2 separate regions of the Mus musculus genome follow, and region 2 is linked to region 1. A link is a loop called in an ENCODE intact Hi-C map of the cell type or tissue named here. Cell type or tissue: left cerebral cortex. All regions are shown on one strand.

The links. Peaks named below come from ENCODE experiments on the same cell type or tissue, not always from the same donor. Only the 100,000 strongest peaks of a DNase experiment are listed, where the experiment ranks them.
Region 2: it touches region 1 in a loop (2.6-fold over the local background); 3 of 42 quality-filtered maps call a loop at or near these places.

What each region holds. Positions count from the first base shown.
Region 1 is chr16:6,345,806-6,353,805 of GRCm38, forward strand. It overlaps a transcript of Rbfox1 not described here. Among named protein-coding and RNA genes, the nearest start is that of Gm36824, 240 kb to the left of the region's middle. In left cerebral cortex, a CTCF peak has its summit at 2,839; DNase peaks (open chromatin) are centred at 3,001, 3,219, 3,804, 4,439 and 3 more places; H3K4me3 peaks cover 4,273 bases; H3K27ac peaks cover 3,292 bases.
Region 2 is chr16:6,423,535-6,431,534 of GRCm38, forward strand. It overlaps a transcript of Rbfox1 not described here. Among named protein-coding and RNA genes, the nearest start is that of Gm36824, 320 kb to the left of the region's middle. In left cerebral cortex, CTCF peaks have their summits at 4,002 and 7,656; DNase peaks (open chromatin) are centred at 1,424, 3,993, 4,244, 6,807 and 1 more place; H3K27ac peaks cover 634 bases.

The sequences.
Region 1 (8,000 bases):
GCAGGGCAGCATTCTTCAGTCCTTTTAGTCCTCTACATAGCAACGTATGAAGAAATGATGTATTTGTGCAGTGTTTTTATTGCTGTATAGTATTCCAGGTTAGGATATGCTAATTTTTTTTAAAAAAATTCAATGGGTATCTACGAGGAGTGTTATGAACGTTAGAAAATTACACTGAAGAATATGCCTTTTGGGTATGTTTTTAGGACACATGTTAAGAGTGATTCTGTTTGCTGCTTGCTGGGTGTGCATGCTTTCCCAATGGTGATCCTGTGCCTGTGGGTGCATTGGGGTGGCTCTTCTCTCATTCTTGCAGGGAGACATGTTCCCTTGCAGGCCAGGAGGGAAAAACCAGCCCGGTCCCGGCATCATCTTGTCCTGTAGCTCCAGATGCTTGAGGAGACCCTATTTCCCTGTGGATGAATTCGGACAGAGTTTTAACTCTTAGCTGTACCATATCCACATGAGTATAGCAATTTATATCAATAACCAGGTCTGGCAACATCTGCCAAGGTTGTCACACGCAGTGATTAAATGGCCATATGTGCCCGAGAACACAGGGACAATGAGGCTGTAATTAGGACTCACTGTCTCCCCACCGGCCACCCGTTCCACGTTTCACTTCGAATAACCTTGCTTTTGTGAACTGATTTGTGAACCAAATGATCCCAAGGAGAATGAAGTTTGTGCTGTGATGATAATGCTTTATAGCCATGGATCTCAGTAATTGCACAGGGCACCAGCAAGCTGCAGTCTAAACACCTCTCCTTCCCCCCCCTAATTCTGTTGAGACAGGCATCCAGGGTCTGATACAGGTTAGGAAGTTAACTTTGGGTCTGCAGATGGGCCACAGTTAGGTGGTAAGGTGCTTGCCTAGTGTATGAAGCAGATTTGGAGTCTCAGAACCACACAGGCCTAGCATGCTCATAATCCTAGCAATGATTAGCTGTGGGCTTAAGGACCACAAATTCAGTGTCATCCTCAGCCATAGCACGAGTTCCAGGCCAGCCTAGGAAACAGAAAAGCATGTGAAAGGAACTGGGGAGTGGAATCCACTGTGTCCCAGGTTATCCTTGGGTATCCATTTTCACTCGATTTCTTCTTTTTTCCCCCCTCCTTTAAATGTCACTGTTCCCAGGAAAGACATATTAAACTAAGATTAACATGATTAACTCCACAAACGAACTGAAAGCATTATCTTAAAGCGGTATCAAAACACACTTCAAATGGAAGGAGAAAATCATTGACTTCCTGAGGTGAGAGAGACGGGTGATGGTTATGTAAGACCTTGGCACATTCTGGAAAAACCCTCGAAAATGGCCTTGGTGCGGAGCTGCAATAAATGTGAAAATAAATACTAGAGAGATTTATCAAGTTTTAAATTTGCTTACCAGTATAGAAAACTGCCATTTTCTGTGTGTTGGGTCTTCCAGTTTTAAATAAGATAGTATGGCAAGGCAGTAAAAACTTTACTCTTCACCAAAGGTAGGACAGAATATATATGTGTACACACACACACACACACTCACTCACTCATTTTTACAGGTAAATTGTATGCGTAGAATGATTACATCCAACTCATATACACTTGAAAAAGCAAGGGCATTCTCATGAATGTATACTGCAGTTCCCACTATTAGAAAGAGAGAAAATAAGAACATTAATTGCTTTACATTCAAAAGCCCTGCTTCCATGAATGAAGGTTTAGACCCTACACAGGATCTTTGTTTGGTTGTGGCAGTTAGACCATGTGCCATTAACACGTAACTGATACCTGATTCTCTCTCTCTCTCTCTCTCTCTCTCTCTCACACACACACACACACACACACACACACACACACACACGAGAGAGAGAGAGAGAGAGAGAGAGAGAGAGAGAGAAAGAGAGAGAGAGAGAGAGAGGGAGGGAGGGAGGGAGAGAGAGAGAGAGAGAGAGAGAGAGAGAGAGAGAGAGAGAGAGAAAGAGAAAGAGAGAGAGACACACAGAGACAGAGACAGAGATAGACAGTGACAGAGATGGAGACACAGACACGGAGACAGGGGTAGGGATCTGTGAGGGCTTTGGGGAAGGGAAAAGGACATTTGCTTGGATGCTAATCCATTTCAAAGCCAATCTTTGAACTTCCACCAAAAGTATCTAGCCCTTCAAAGCAAGAGCAAAGTTCAGCGCTTTCTCATTTAGCACAAGAGCTGGGAGATTTGAGATGCCAAGGAGTCAACCCCCTAAATGGAGTACAGCTACCTCGTGGGGGATATGAAGAGGTAGGGAGGGGGGTCTCCCAGCCTCCCGGAATTCCTCCATGAAGTCGCAGATTGGAAATCATAAATACTGGCTATGGACATTTTGAATAATGCAGGGAGTAGCGTAAGTAATTGCCAGCGCTGATATCCTGCCTTGGACATCTCATTGCTCCTGAGTTAAAATTGGTTGTCAAGTGAGGACTCTGGGGACTGTGCAAGGTGCCCTATTCTGTCATGTGGTACATATTTAATGCTTGAAAGAACAAGGGAAGAGACACGTGCTGGGGGGGGGGTGGTGGTGAGATTATGCCATCAGTTTGCTCACTTTCCAAGTGCTTGGCAAAGGGGGTGGCTTGCAGTTCTTCCCTCAGTTGCTAGACTTGGTAAAAATTAAAATAAAAACCAGGCGTCCAGTTCATCTGTCCGTCATGTCGCTGTCAGCGCCGCATGGCAGTAGGCTTGTCTTTGTGTGTTCCTGGAGCTTTGATTACCTCCCTGCACCGCGCGCTCGCTCTTGTGCCTGCTGGATCTCTGGCCCTCTCGCTTGTTCAAGGCCTTGAACACCTGCTGGTGGCTGGAGCAAAACAGCCCAGGCAGGCGAAGGCGCGGCCAGCCCAGCAGAGAGAGCTAGAATCATTGGCATTGCTAGCACGTGGGTACCATTCTCTGCTGCTGCTGCTGCCCCGGCACTTCTCCCGCCTTGCGTTTCTCCCAATGCGATGTAGCAAGAGAGGGAGCAGGAGGCGCTTTTGCAGCGGGCGATGAAATCCTGGCAGCTAATTGCAGTCGTGGGAGATGCCCTTCAGGTAAGGCGAGCGAGGGAGGCACGGAGACACTGTGGGAGGGGGAGCAAGAGACTGGATGGGAGGGAGGGGAGGCAACTCTGGCACCAGCATCCGAGCATCCCGAAGCCCGCTGGACGGATGCTTGGGAGGAGGGCGCGCAGGGACGGGGGCGGGCGGCAGGGGGAGGAGTGTGCGAATTGACATTCGGGGCTGCCTGTGGCAGGCGAGCCGCCGCCAGCCGCTGTCCAACGTTAGCTCAGAGAAGGTGGCGGGCGGGCGTGTGCACCTCTGGGGCCGCGGATCAGAATCCGGACCTGGCGGTGGATGGAGCTCAGGGAGTCTTGAGAGGCAATGGCAGGACGCAAATGTGTTTGCAGCGAGTGAATTACACAGGGTAGGTAAGTTCAGCTCCGGAGTCCTGTGGGATACAATCTGGGATTCGCCCTGGGCTCCCCGAGGGTCCCCGAGGGTCCCTCAATACCCAGGGAGCTTAGACGGGCTGGGGGACCAGAGGGTGGATGGATTCACTTTTACCAAGTGGAAGTTCGCGGGGAACTTCCCTGGAAATAGCCATTGGCTCTGTTGAACTTTATTCCCAGAGATGAATAAGCGTTTATTAAGGACTGGTGTTACAAGACCCGCAGGCTAGGGCTGGATTTTGCAAAGAAGATGGGGCGGGGGTTGTGAATGGGCAGATGGGCCGCGCGTTTGGAAAGTTGGCACGCGCCTGTGCGTGCATGTGCAGAAGCATTGCATGTCGCCAGAGACAGGTCGACCCTGCCCATCATGCTGGCATCCTGCTCTTAGACCATTCCCGATTTCTAGATGCCAGTGAAAGAGGCATTCCACGAACAATATTGAACGCATGCTTTCTATTGAAAAAAGGAAAAATAAGCCCAGAGCTGTGCTATCTCACGGAAGAGCAGTCTTTCCTGGGAGAGCCAATGAGGGAACATGTACACACAGTGTTGTACACGTCGCTTCTTAGAACAGAAACAGTACCTGTGAAGAGTCTATCTAGCCCATCCCTCCAGCCATTACTTCCAGATGATAGGCGAAACTGAGGGTTCTGAATATTTCTTTTGACAAGAGAGCTGTGTTTTCCTGTCTTCCACTTTCGGGGGATTTGATAGGGATTCTGAACCCAAAGTTTTGTGGCAGCACCCCATTAGTAAAATGATTATATCATCAGAAGAGGTTGACTTCCGGCATCAGGCGATAGCTCAGAATTTACTCAGGGTTTACATTTTAGCCTTTCAGGTATGAGTGTAGTGTGTTTTGAGGAAGTAAGACAAATTATTGTGTGGTTATCCTATATAGCTACATAGCAAATGGTCTGCCTCATAGGCTTCCAAGCCTTTCTGAAATTCCCATAGTTTTAACCCACACAGGCTCCAAGGGTGAGAGTATCCGTGGAGGGTAGTGAGTTATGTTGGGGATAGGCAGTGTTTAAGTTTGTAGAGGGTTGTGTTCAGGTCGGTCATCTATATCGGCCACAGCTGCTCACCACCGAGCGGGCGGTGGAGAGATCCCAGCGCTTGCAAGTTCCTGTAAGAAGCCGATTCTGCTGTTCTCCTTCACTCACTCCATCCCTGTGACCTCACCTGGAATAAGCCAAAGATTTGGAAGAAGAAATTGCTCCAGTCCAGGCCTGGAAGACAGGAGGGACTCCCCCTCCTCGGCTTCCTTTCTCTCTGCCCTCACTTGTGCATCCATTTCGTTCTTTGCATTTCTCTGCCCTTATTTACTTCCTTTCTCTGAGCAGCCTTTCAGGTTGCTTCTGCTATACGTCGCCTAACAAATGTTTAGCACCCAAAGGAGACTCGGAACCTGATTTGCTTTTGCCCCGGAACACTTTGCTCATATGCAAGACATTTAGCATCAGATACCCCCACCCCCTGTATCCTGGCCCTACAGAAAGTGAATGTGCAGACTTTACTCTTCATTTCTTCTCATCCTGACTTTGGGAAAAGGCCCTGGCCCCACAGAGAGACTGTGGGGTGATGGCCGGGTGACTGGCAAGATTTTTTTTTTTTTTACCATGTAGAACTTTACTGAGATAAGTGTAGTTTTGCAGCTGTAACTCTGTATTCAAACTTTTATTTTCTCTGTTCCCTGTCTGCATTTTACTGCAGGGCCATTTTAATCTGTCGTCCCTTGGACCTGATAGATGTAACTGTCATCACTGACATAGGGCAGGTTTAACTGTAACAACAATGGAGCATGACAAAAGTCAAATGTGTTTCGTTCACTCTTCCAGAGGGCTAACTGACTATTACCCACCACAGCTTGATCTCTAGAGCCTTGCCTTTCTCTCCAGGAAGAGCAGGATGCAAAAGTTAAAGGGGATGTGAGGAAAAAGGTATGTTTGAACAGTTGCCTACATCTCAGTGATGATCACGGTATCGTCACATTTTATAACAAATGGGATATTTGACATTCATCACTATCAGAAATCCTCCACCCATTTATTGACTTTGGTTGAGAGAAGAAAATACGATTGAAAAAAATCCTTTTTCATCTAAGTACACACTAATATAGCCTACGAAAGAGTTCATGTCGTTAAGCTGCATTGATTCAGAGCGGTTTCATTAAGAAGCCAAAAGTGCTCTGCAAAGTTAAAACAAACAAACAAACAAACAAACAAAACTGTGTGATCTAACAAACGTTTGTTATTGGGAGGTTGAGATATGCCGTTGCATAAGGGAGCTTGGCACCAAGTCTCACAACCTGAGTTCAATTCCTAGGACCCATGTGTGTTGAAGGAGAAAACAGACTTCTGAAAGCTGTCCTCCGATCTCCACATGTGTACTCTGTCTCCCCTGCCACCCTCCCCCTCTCTCTCATACACACTACTACTACTAATGGTAAAATAAGAATGTAGTAAAAGTCTATTGTTAACATTGACTTCATTTTTAGATCTTGCATTTTGAATTTTACATGTTTAATACTGAAGTTATCACAAAAGGCGTTTGAGGGGACGCTTTGAAAGCAAAAGAACATGAGTTTAGGTTTGTATGGATGCGGGGAGGATTTGTGAGTGGATGGTGGAGGAGAAAGACTATGATCAGAGTATATCTTATGGGAAATATGAAAATACAGTTTCTAAAAAGAGATAATTACTATGGAATTAAATATCCCCTTTAAGAACTTAATTTCCCACCTTGTTCTGATTTTCTAATAAATACAAAAGTGAATACAAAAGAGAAGGTATGAACCCTTCAAAGTGGTTAGTTAGTTGTTTTGTGTATTAGACTTGATTTTGTTGCTTAGTAGAAACTTGGGAGTGTGGGGACTCTCAGGTTTTGCATGTGTTCATGGGTGTCTGGGTTTGTCCTATTTTTTTCTCATTGTTGTGCTTGGCAGGACATTCTTGTGTATTGTGAAACATAGTAAACAGTAGAGAACATGACAAAGGAGAGTGCAATTAAATTAAGTCACACAAAACCAACTGGAATGCTAGTCCTTGGAGACAGGGATTCACGTCTCATCCCTCAGCTTCCACAGCAGCAAAGCAAAGAACTCTGAAAGTCAGCACTCGGGTTGGAAACTCTTGCAAATTAAATTATTCAATAACTCTGATGTCTCCAACAATTTCAGGGGCTAATTTTTTTAATTGGTCTGAGGTTGATGCGAGAAGTTGTGGGGTTATCTGTTGCTTGTGTGCCCGGAAGGCCCAAACAGCTAACGTCAGCGGTAACAACTTGCTTTTGATTCAGTAGAACTAGGTTATGAATTCAAGCAATTAAACATGACAAAAAGCCCAATTTCACTGCCTAGATTAGTATGCTTCCAATTTTTCCTGCTCCATAAAAATTTCAAAGTGTTCTTTCTGGTTAGGTGCTTGCATAACCAGTAGGTGATGAAGGCCTCCCGTTCCTCCCTTGCTTGTGATGTCCAAATGCTTTGATGTCACAGATGTGAACCGGGTCCACTGGACGTTAGAGACAATCAAGTAGTTGCTATGAAATAATCCTGGGTGAAGTTTGAAGCTGGATTGGGGAACTAATCGTAATTAGTTTACTGGCATTTATCAGCTGTGAGCCTCTGGCCAGATCTAATGGAGGCCAGAGGAGACTCTTCAAACAGAGATAGAAATATAAAAGCATACCCAATGTTTCCAAAGATGTGATGAGATTGATAGGTAGATGAGGTGATGAATAGATAGACAGATATATGGATTATCTATTTATGTATATGTAGTACATATACATTCGTTTTTACATATGAATATGTCTTAGGCAATGTTAAGTCTGGTTATTTTCTTGATTTTGCTCACCTTCCTGTTTCTACAGAATTGAAGTCTAGCATTTCGGGTTCATGTTTGTCTTGTTTACCAAAGCTTATTTTTCTTTAAAATGGGCATGCTTCTGGAGCAATGCTTAGTCCAATCTGACCCCACTGGATTGCCTGCAGTTTTTCACCAATGAGCTTAATTTTCCAGCCTGCTCTATGCCATCACACAAATATTGTGCATACCCACACATCCTGAGGAGGCCCCTCCAGCACCATCTGCCTCATGCTGCCAACTCACTCCAGTACTACCAAAGTCAAGCAGCCCTTTCTGCTGCTGCTGGTTGTGCAGAAAGGACACGGTGCCTTACGGATGGTGTATGAGGCTCTGCAGCCCTCCCTTCGCTCCTCTCAACCGTTCTGCATCATTTGCTGTTGATGCCTGTACTTGTTCTCAGATTGAAATCTCTGCTTGTCAGAAAATCGTGCTGCTGTGGTACAGGGTATCCCCATAGCTGTTATAGTTGTTGGGATGCATAGATAGAGGTCTTGTGTTTGTGTTAGAACATGAGAACAGAAAGGGTACTTATCCGGGCACAGTGACCATCAGAATAGTTCAGTGGCTCACATAGTACACTCTGCCTTGTACTTACTTCCTCTGGGCATTGGTCAGTGGATTAAGGACATAAGGCTATTTTCCTATGGTCCTCAGGGTGATTGTGCCCCATGGATATTGCTC
Region 2 (8,000 bases), 78 kb after region 1:
GTTCCAGGATTGAAACATTATATTACACAGTCAAATCATTGAAATTAATGGTCAGGCTCTCTGTAACTGAGTTAGTTTCCCCCGAGACTGATACTCTATTAAGTCTGGAGGCTGTGCAAATATCCCTGCTGTTACCTTGAGGGTGGGGAGAAGGATGCCCGAGGCTTAGTGGCTTAAAAGCCATACCAAAGTAGTCCTGCTTATCTACTGATTGCAATTGTTAAGATTTGTTGGTTTCCCTTACTGTGTGGCCCGTTCTGGCTTCTATCCTGCTACTCCTTTGCCTTCATCTCCCGAGTACAGTGATTATAGACAGGTGCTCTTGACCCCCAGCAGTTCTGTTGATTTAAGTGTGTACCGATAAGTAGCTAGTTGCTTCTACACTTACATTACATTGCATTCATGTGTAGACTCTTGTTTCAGTTTTCTGTATTGTGGTGTAAGTAACCACTGTCTCCAAATTTAGAGATTAGGAAAGACTGAGGTATCTGTAGCTGAAGTTTGAATTGTCTTTCCCAGCCCAGACCTCTTGGTAGCTAGCCAGCCGGGACATTCCAGACTTTTCCTAAATGTTCTCTTCCTTAGGGTAGACTTGGGTGAGTGCTGTAGCCAAAGACATGCTTGTTCATTCTCTCTGCTTCCTGTTGCTTTTATAGAAGTTACTATTTATTCGTTTCTTCATGTGTCTTCTTATTCGATGTCAGCCTACATCCCTGAGAACACACAGAAGGGGGGATGGCTTGTTTTCAGCACTGCAGGCCAGCACTCTCACAGTGTCTGATACCTGCCTGATAACCAGAGATGTTTGAGCATATTCAGTGTTTGATACAGTTTGCATTCTGTATTGTGAGTCTCAGGAGGGAGTTCAAGTACAGCATCCTACTGGCTTGTCTAAAGCAATTGATTAATATCAGAGAATTGATGAACAAACCTCATTTGCTAACAGCCATGTCCTACCAGCATCCTGTGAGCTTCGCACAGTCTGAGATAACCATTGATGAAGCCCAACACAAAATCATAAGTTTACTTAAAACATCATGATGCACTTTTTAAGTTGTAACTTGATTGTCCCGTCTTTGCATGGGAACTGTGAAGGAGACAATAACATGTTAATTAAAGTCTAGAAAGTCTTTAATAGATCCATTTTATAGGGAGCAGCACATATTTGCTACCTAGTGCTATGTAACAAACTACCCTGTAAGTTAGCCCCTTAAAATGACACATATTTAGATTCTCATGGGGTTCTGAAGGTTGTGGGTGTCTTTAGTTTTGGGATCCTGTGAAGTAATGGTTACTTTGCTGTCAACTAGGGTAGTAGAAAATAAAAACCTATAGAGTCGTCTTCCAGCTCTCTCATGTAGCTGTTGGCAGACCTCAGTTCTTCACCACAGGGCCTCTCTGCAGGCTTCTAGAGTGCCCTGGAAATGTGGCAGATGGCTTTCCCCAAAACAAGCTATAAGAGGAAGGAAAGGGCGGAGATGGATGGAAACAGGGTAGGGGGTAGAAAGGGGAGGATAAAAGGAGGAGGGAAAGAGAGGGTGTGCAAGAGAGTCCCAAAGATGGAAGTGATTTTTAATTTACATGTAACTCTTTACTTATAAATCTTTTATAAGCTAAGATTACATCTAAGCTACATACATCATGGATCTCATATTTCATCATCCCCATAGGCCAGCTATGGGACACTATGGAGGAGTCAACAAACAACAAATGGGTACCAGAGCAGAGTTTAGGTGGCTGTATTTGAAAGCTGCCTGTCGTGTATTTTGTTCAGGTACTTCTGAATGTAGCAGTGAGATAATACCCTAGCCATTTTCTGATCTCCCCTTCTATTCTTTCAGCCAGTTGTAAGGAAAGTTGTGTTACTTATATGATTAAAACTAGCAGATATGTTAATATTTTAGAATAGATGTTCTTGGATCTATCTAGCCCAGGTGTACATGTGATCTCATACACATGTGGGTAGAGACTACCAGAAGATGACCTCATTATTCATTAGTCACTAGCCATCTTGATGTTTGATGTATAGTAGCTCATGAGCCTTAATCTGTCCAAATAGGTGAGGCTGGGTGGCCAGCAAGCCCCAGTGACCCACCTGTCCCTACCTCCCCACAGTGTATATTACAAATATATACAGTGCCACATTTAGCTTTTCTTACATGGGCTCTGGGGATTGAACTCTTACTCAGTTGCTGGTAAAACAAGCATTTTGCAAATGAGCTCTTGCCTCAACTGGGCAGCTTGAGATTTGAATTCTATGTCTCTTGATGTCCTTGTGTGCTGGAGACAAGGGAACTTTTGTGTTACTGGTAGTGCATGGCACATTGGGTTGCTGCTAGGGTCTAGTACCTGTGCTTATGGCAAGCTAATAGAAGAATGTTAAACACAGGGTACAAAGGATTGTCAATCATTGTATGATGATCACCCCATAGTCAATCCACATTGAAGAAATGTGAAATTCCTGCAGATAATCAGAAAAAGGCAGAAAACCCCTGAATATACATTCTATTTACCATTACTTGAAACTTCTTTTGAAGTCACATCAAGTGGTTGATACACAGAAAGATGGAAAATTGGCCATTGTGGTTCCATGGCTTGTTTGTGTGAGCTTGTACATTCCATCTCGCATCCACAATCCATCCTCACAGTACTACTACCATGATGTAGTCTTTCTACATTAGTGTGTACCCCTGTGAGCACTTATCTTGCATCCATAGTGTATTATCACATAGTGCCACCACCCTGCAGCCTTTCCATTACGCTCTCTATAGACAACCAGGAAGCGACTTCCAGAGGCAAATGGCTGATGCCTGAATTCCACTGCTGTTTTGATAAGTTCACTTTGAGCAGATTTTTCATGTCTTCCCTATTTATATCTTTTCAAATCCAATCTCCTTCAATCAATTTTAATCCTCTAATGTGTTTGCTATAAGTACTGTACAATTCACTTGTCCTCAATAATAAAATTCATTTTGGTGCGGCCAGACTGTAATTTGTTTGAGAAGGAGTCCTTAGGAAGCCCTTACGTTCTCTTCTGATTTAGAGGGCAACCTTCAGTGTGGGAAGAATTGTGTTGTCATGTGCTTGAAGTATTCTTTCATGACTGACAGTGCTGTTTAAATAATGGACGGCCAAGCCTTGTGCTTAAATGAAATCTGACTACACTAATTCTGTTCTATATTAGGGAACTTCAAGAGTTCTGCAAGGACACGATTTCATTGACAGTGGATTTATTTTTTTCAGTTTGTGCAAATTATCCCCATGGTGCCTCATACCTCCTCCACCGAAACATACATTTATTCCCTAATATTGAATATTTTTATTGCTTTAATTCTCATGGTACTGTGAGCCAACAAGAATTGAACAGAAAGCCTTTCTGCGTACAGGTTAAAATATAAATTCAGTGGAGCAGAGGTAAGAAGGTTCAGTAAATAATGGTCCTTGCCACTAGTGTTGATGACCTGAGCAGAATTGACCCTCACAAGTGTTCTCTGACCTCTACATACATGCTGGAACATGTCCTCCCCAACCACAAGTAAACAAATAAATGTAAGCAAAAAGTACATTAAATAGGGTGTTATTATACAGAGTCCAGATATTTATAACTAGTGTGGGTGGGTAGATATGTAATCTTTGCATACATGAGGGGCAACCAGGGGATCAAGGGCAGCTTTCTCTACCTAGTATGATCCTCTTTCCGACATGCAGACAAATGAATGGATTCATTGAATTGAGTTTTCAAAAAAAAAAAAAAAAGAGAGAGAAGAAAATGGAGGAAGAAACTAAAGCATGATAGACTAAGCTTGTGCTCATATGTGCTTCCTAAGCATAAATTTAGTATGCTGTGTCTGGAGCTGGAGAGACGGCTTATCGGTTCAGAGTGCTTTCTTCTCTTCTGGAGTTCCCAAGTTGCTTCCCAGCATCTTCATTGGTCAGCTCACAACTACTTGCAACTCTAGCTCCAGAGGACCTGACATCCTCTTCTGGTTGGCAAGGGCACCTGCAAGCATATCCATTTGCAAGTATGTGCCCACACACACATAAAGAAAAAATTTTTAAAATATCATCAAGTCTTTATCTATGTATAGTAATATATACATGTCCATAAACCAGTTTTGTGTGTGTTTGATGGGGAAAGTAAACAGTGAGATAACATTTGATTGTTTACCTTATGTCTCTGGCTTTTTAAAATGATGCCTGAAGACAAAGCACTTTTTTATTTAGACTTGGCTGGAAATTATCTGTCATATGTAGATGATTATACAATATTTGCCAGCTTCCTACTCGGGGAAAGTCATAGCAGATGGTGCAATTTATGTGCCATGTGCCATTTGTTTAAGCATGGAAATCACTAATATTTTTCCTCAATTATTATAACTATTTTACTTCTATAGACTGAACTGACTTTGAAATACCATCTTTTGCGGCTAGGTCCGGGAGGGGTCGGGTGGGGAGAAGGAAGTATTGTGCATGGCTTTGACTCCAAGCTGCAGGGCCCTGGATTGTAGAGATGCGCTTCAGTTCATTAATCAGGGACCCAGAGCGCCCTGCTTTCTAAATGGTGTTATTGTGTTCCAAATATAGAGTCCTCCCTGATCACTAAGGAGCAAGCCCTATTCAGATCAGCGCACATTTCAGATTGGCCTTTATAAGACAAAGGTTTAGAATTCACATTTGCGACTTTGAGGGTCCCCAGGGAAGACATCTTGAAGTCAACATCCTTTCAGGCATGTAGCGCGTAATTTGTTTTGATAACTACAAACAAAAGGGGTCTATTCCCCAAAGGCTTCTTTGGAAATTGTCAGAGCCTCTTCCTCTTAATGATATGAGCTGTTCTTCCAAGGGGAACCAAAAACTGGAGAGGAAGGTAGATGCGACTACTGCAAACGCCACATTGGAGAGTGGGGACAACTCTGAGAGCCATGGTTTCCAAGAACCTCAATGAGGTGACCTTGATCTAGCAGGATCAGTACTCACATGGGTTTCTATACTGAGCAATGCTGTAAATGTGTTCCTTCCTTTTATTGAGTCTTTCCCTTCAGATTGTAAGAGAAGGAATGAACAAATTGCTGGAGTGGTTTCTGACTAAGTTTTAATTGTCACACCCCAAAGACACCTGAGAAGGGAGTTTCAGTTGAGGGACTGCCCAAATAAGATTGTCCTGTGAGCATGTCCGGAGGTGCTGTCTTGATTATTAATTGATGTTGGTCTGAGTAGCACCATTCATTTTCTGGTAAGGTAGTCCTGGGATGTATAAGGGATTTAGCTAAGAATAGGCCAGGGTATGAGCCCACAGACTGTTCCTCCATGGTCCCTACCTGGACTTCCCCAGTGTACTGCATCCTGGAAGTGTGAGGCAAGTAGGCCCTTCCATCCCCTACTTGCTTTTGATTGGAGATTGTGTTTCTAGCAATAGAAATCTTACTAGAACACAGGGATTTGGAAAGGGGATATGACAAAGCTTGGGTAGTTATTCTTCTCTGGGAACCCTCATCCTTAACCTACTCAATATGGAGAGTTCCCCTGAGTCTCTTACTGGTAAACTTCCTTATATCAACTGAATAGGGAAAAGTGAATGGTCAGAAAATAGTTGTTACACAAAAAGAAGAGGGCCAGATGGATTGCCAGAGCACTAGAACCACTGAGGGCATACAATTATTCTTCCTGTAATGACTTTATGACAAAAATTGTGTATGGAGCATGGTAGGTGGCCACACTGATGGCAGCTTGTCTCTTCTCACTTCTCACTGTCCACAGTGTTCTATTCATTCTACCACAATCACCATGACCACTCCACATCATTAGGATTTGCATAGATGGGCAGCTCAGTGGCAGCCTTGCATACTGTTTCCAGCAGTCATTCTATGTACAAGAACAAAAAGCTCTATTAAATATGAAGGAAACAACACAGAGTGTGCCCTTCATACTTGGAAAGCTTCCTGGGATACTTGTTAATGTGGGAAGTTCTATCTTATATTTAAATGCCCATTTAATATGTTTATGTGTGTAGATATGTCTGTATGCATGCCTGGGCATATGTGTGTGGTACCCAAACAGGCCAGGCAAGGGCACTGGATCTTCTACAGCTGGAGCTACGAGTAGCTATGCACAAGCTGACACAGGCGCTGAACTCAGGTCCTCAGGTAGAGCTTCAAACATCTTTCACCACTGTCATTGCTTTAGCTCCAAGGTCCATCTGACATCTTAAAATGATGTGGCAGTCACCTTCCACGATGCATTTGTGCTGCCAGTGATAGTGGCCCATGCCTGTGACTGCAGCCCCTTCAGTGTCTGAAGCAGGAGGACAGCAGTTGAAGGCCTAGCCTGAGCTACAGATTAAGTTCAAGGCCAGTCTAGGCAACTCAGTTCTTGCTTAAAAAATAAAAAAAGAGTACAGAAGATATTACTTGTGTGTATGTGTATGTTTGCATGTGTGTATGAGGACTGTATAATTTGCATAGAAATGTACTTTGTATATATGTGGTGTTTAGATTATTTTTGTGTATAAAATGGGTATGTATCATGTATGTGAATACTTGCTTACTTTCATGATGCATTAATTAATCTGCTTCCAGCACTGTAGGAGACACTGAAAAAGCCAGTAGAGCTCTACCAGTCATCCAAGATCTAATTATGAATTTTACACCTCTTCTTTAATGGGTATGTGCTATTTTTAAAATGGCAGTGGTTGGAAGTTTTCTTTTCTTTACTTTGCCTATTTTTCAAAAGTGAGCCTACAAAAAGAAAAGAATGCATTTTGCTGTGGCATCTTCACACACACAAAGTGGCTTTTGGTGTTCCATGAGATCAAACCTGCACACATGACTACAAACTGAAACCTAGCTTCCCTAAGCTTGTCTGTGGTCATTCATGGCATCCCACTTTAGCCTCTGTGGATGTTCATTCAGTCTGATTTATGCCTTTTGTATTCTCTGACCTTCTTCTGCACTGTAAATAATTTCCATGGGTGACCTTGAACTCCAATCTAATGGCAGAATAGGCAAGCCCTATAATCATGCCTGACAGACGGGCAAGCATTTTAGGTGTCTGGTTAAGCCCCTTTGCCCAGAGCTCAGACCTTGAAGATCTCCCTAGCCAATGCTATGCCCATACCCCTTTTGGTCCCTTAGAGAACTTCTACCCATGGTTCCCCCCTCTACCCCAGCAATTCTCCAAACTCTGGAGAGTCCTGCGACCTCAGATGTCTTCCATCACCTATCTGTGCATGGAACTGGGAGAATTTACTCCCTACTTTGGGAGAGTGGGAGCCAGGGAGGGCTCTCTTCTGTATCCAAGCATGTCTTTTTGTCAATTTTGAGGAGTTCCTTTAAGGATATTCTGCTACCCTGGCTTGTCTTCTACTCATTGTGGTCACTGGGAAAAGCATTGGCATTTCTCTCAGTCACCAATAGTCCAGATCCCTGCCATTCCTCTACCTCTGATCCATCTCAGCTTTCTAGAGACACACTGCTGAGGGGGATGTCTGAGAGAACATCTCTGTCATCTGATCTTTGAGACACCAGGATGAGAAGTCTTAGAAAGGGTCACTTGGTGCAGAAGACTTCAGGTTTAGGGCTCTGTGCTGAGCAAGTAGGGTGTCTGAGGCAGCGCAGCCTGCTGCAGGTGCCCTCAGAGCTCTGTGAGGAGGCAGTGACACCCACTGGCATCTCAGAGACACACCAGCAACCATCTTTTCTTCTTGCCTTTTTTTTTTTTTGGCATGGATGTAATGGGTGCATTTGGGGACACTGTAGCATATACTTCCTTCTTCATCTGGCGAATGCACCAGATTGCTCTGCTAGGCTTAGTTCTAAAAGACACCTTCCTTGTCTGTTAACAGCATGATTTTTTTGACTCTGCAACACTTCTCTCCTTGAGAAAATTCTGCTTCTTTGGCAGGTATACTCAAGCTGGTGGACACTTGGGCTATAGCCTAGAATAGATGTGACCTTCTATTTCCCATGGCTTCCTGGTTCATGTTATCTGTAGGATCATAGGCA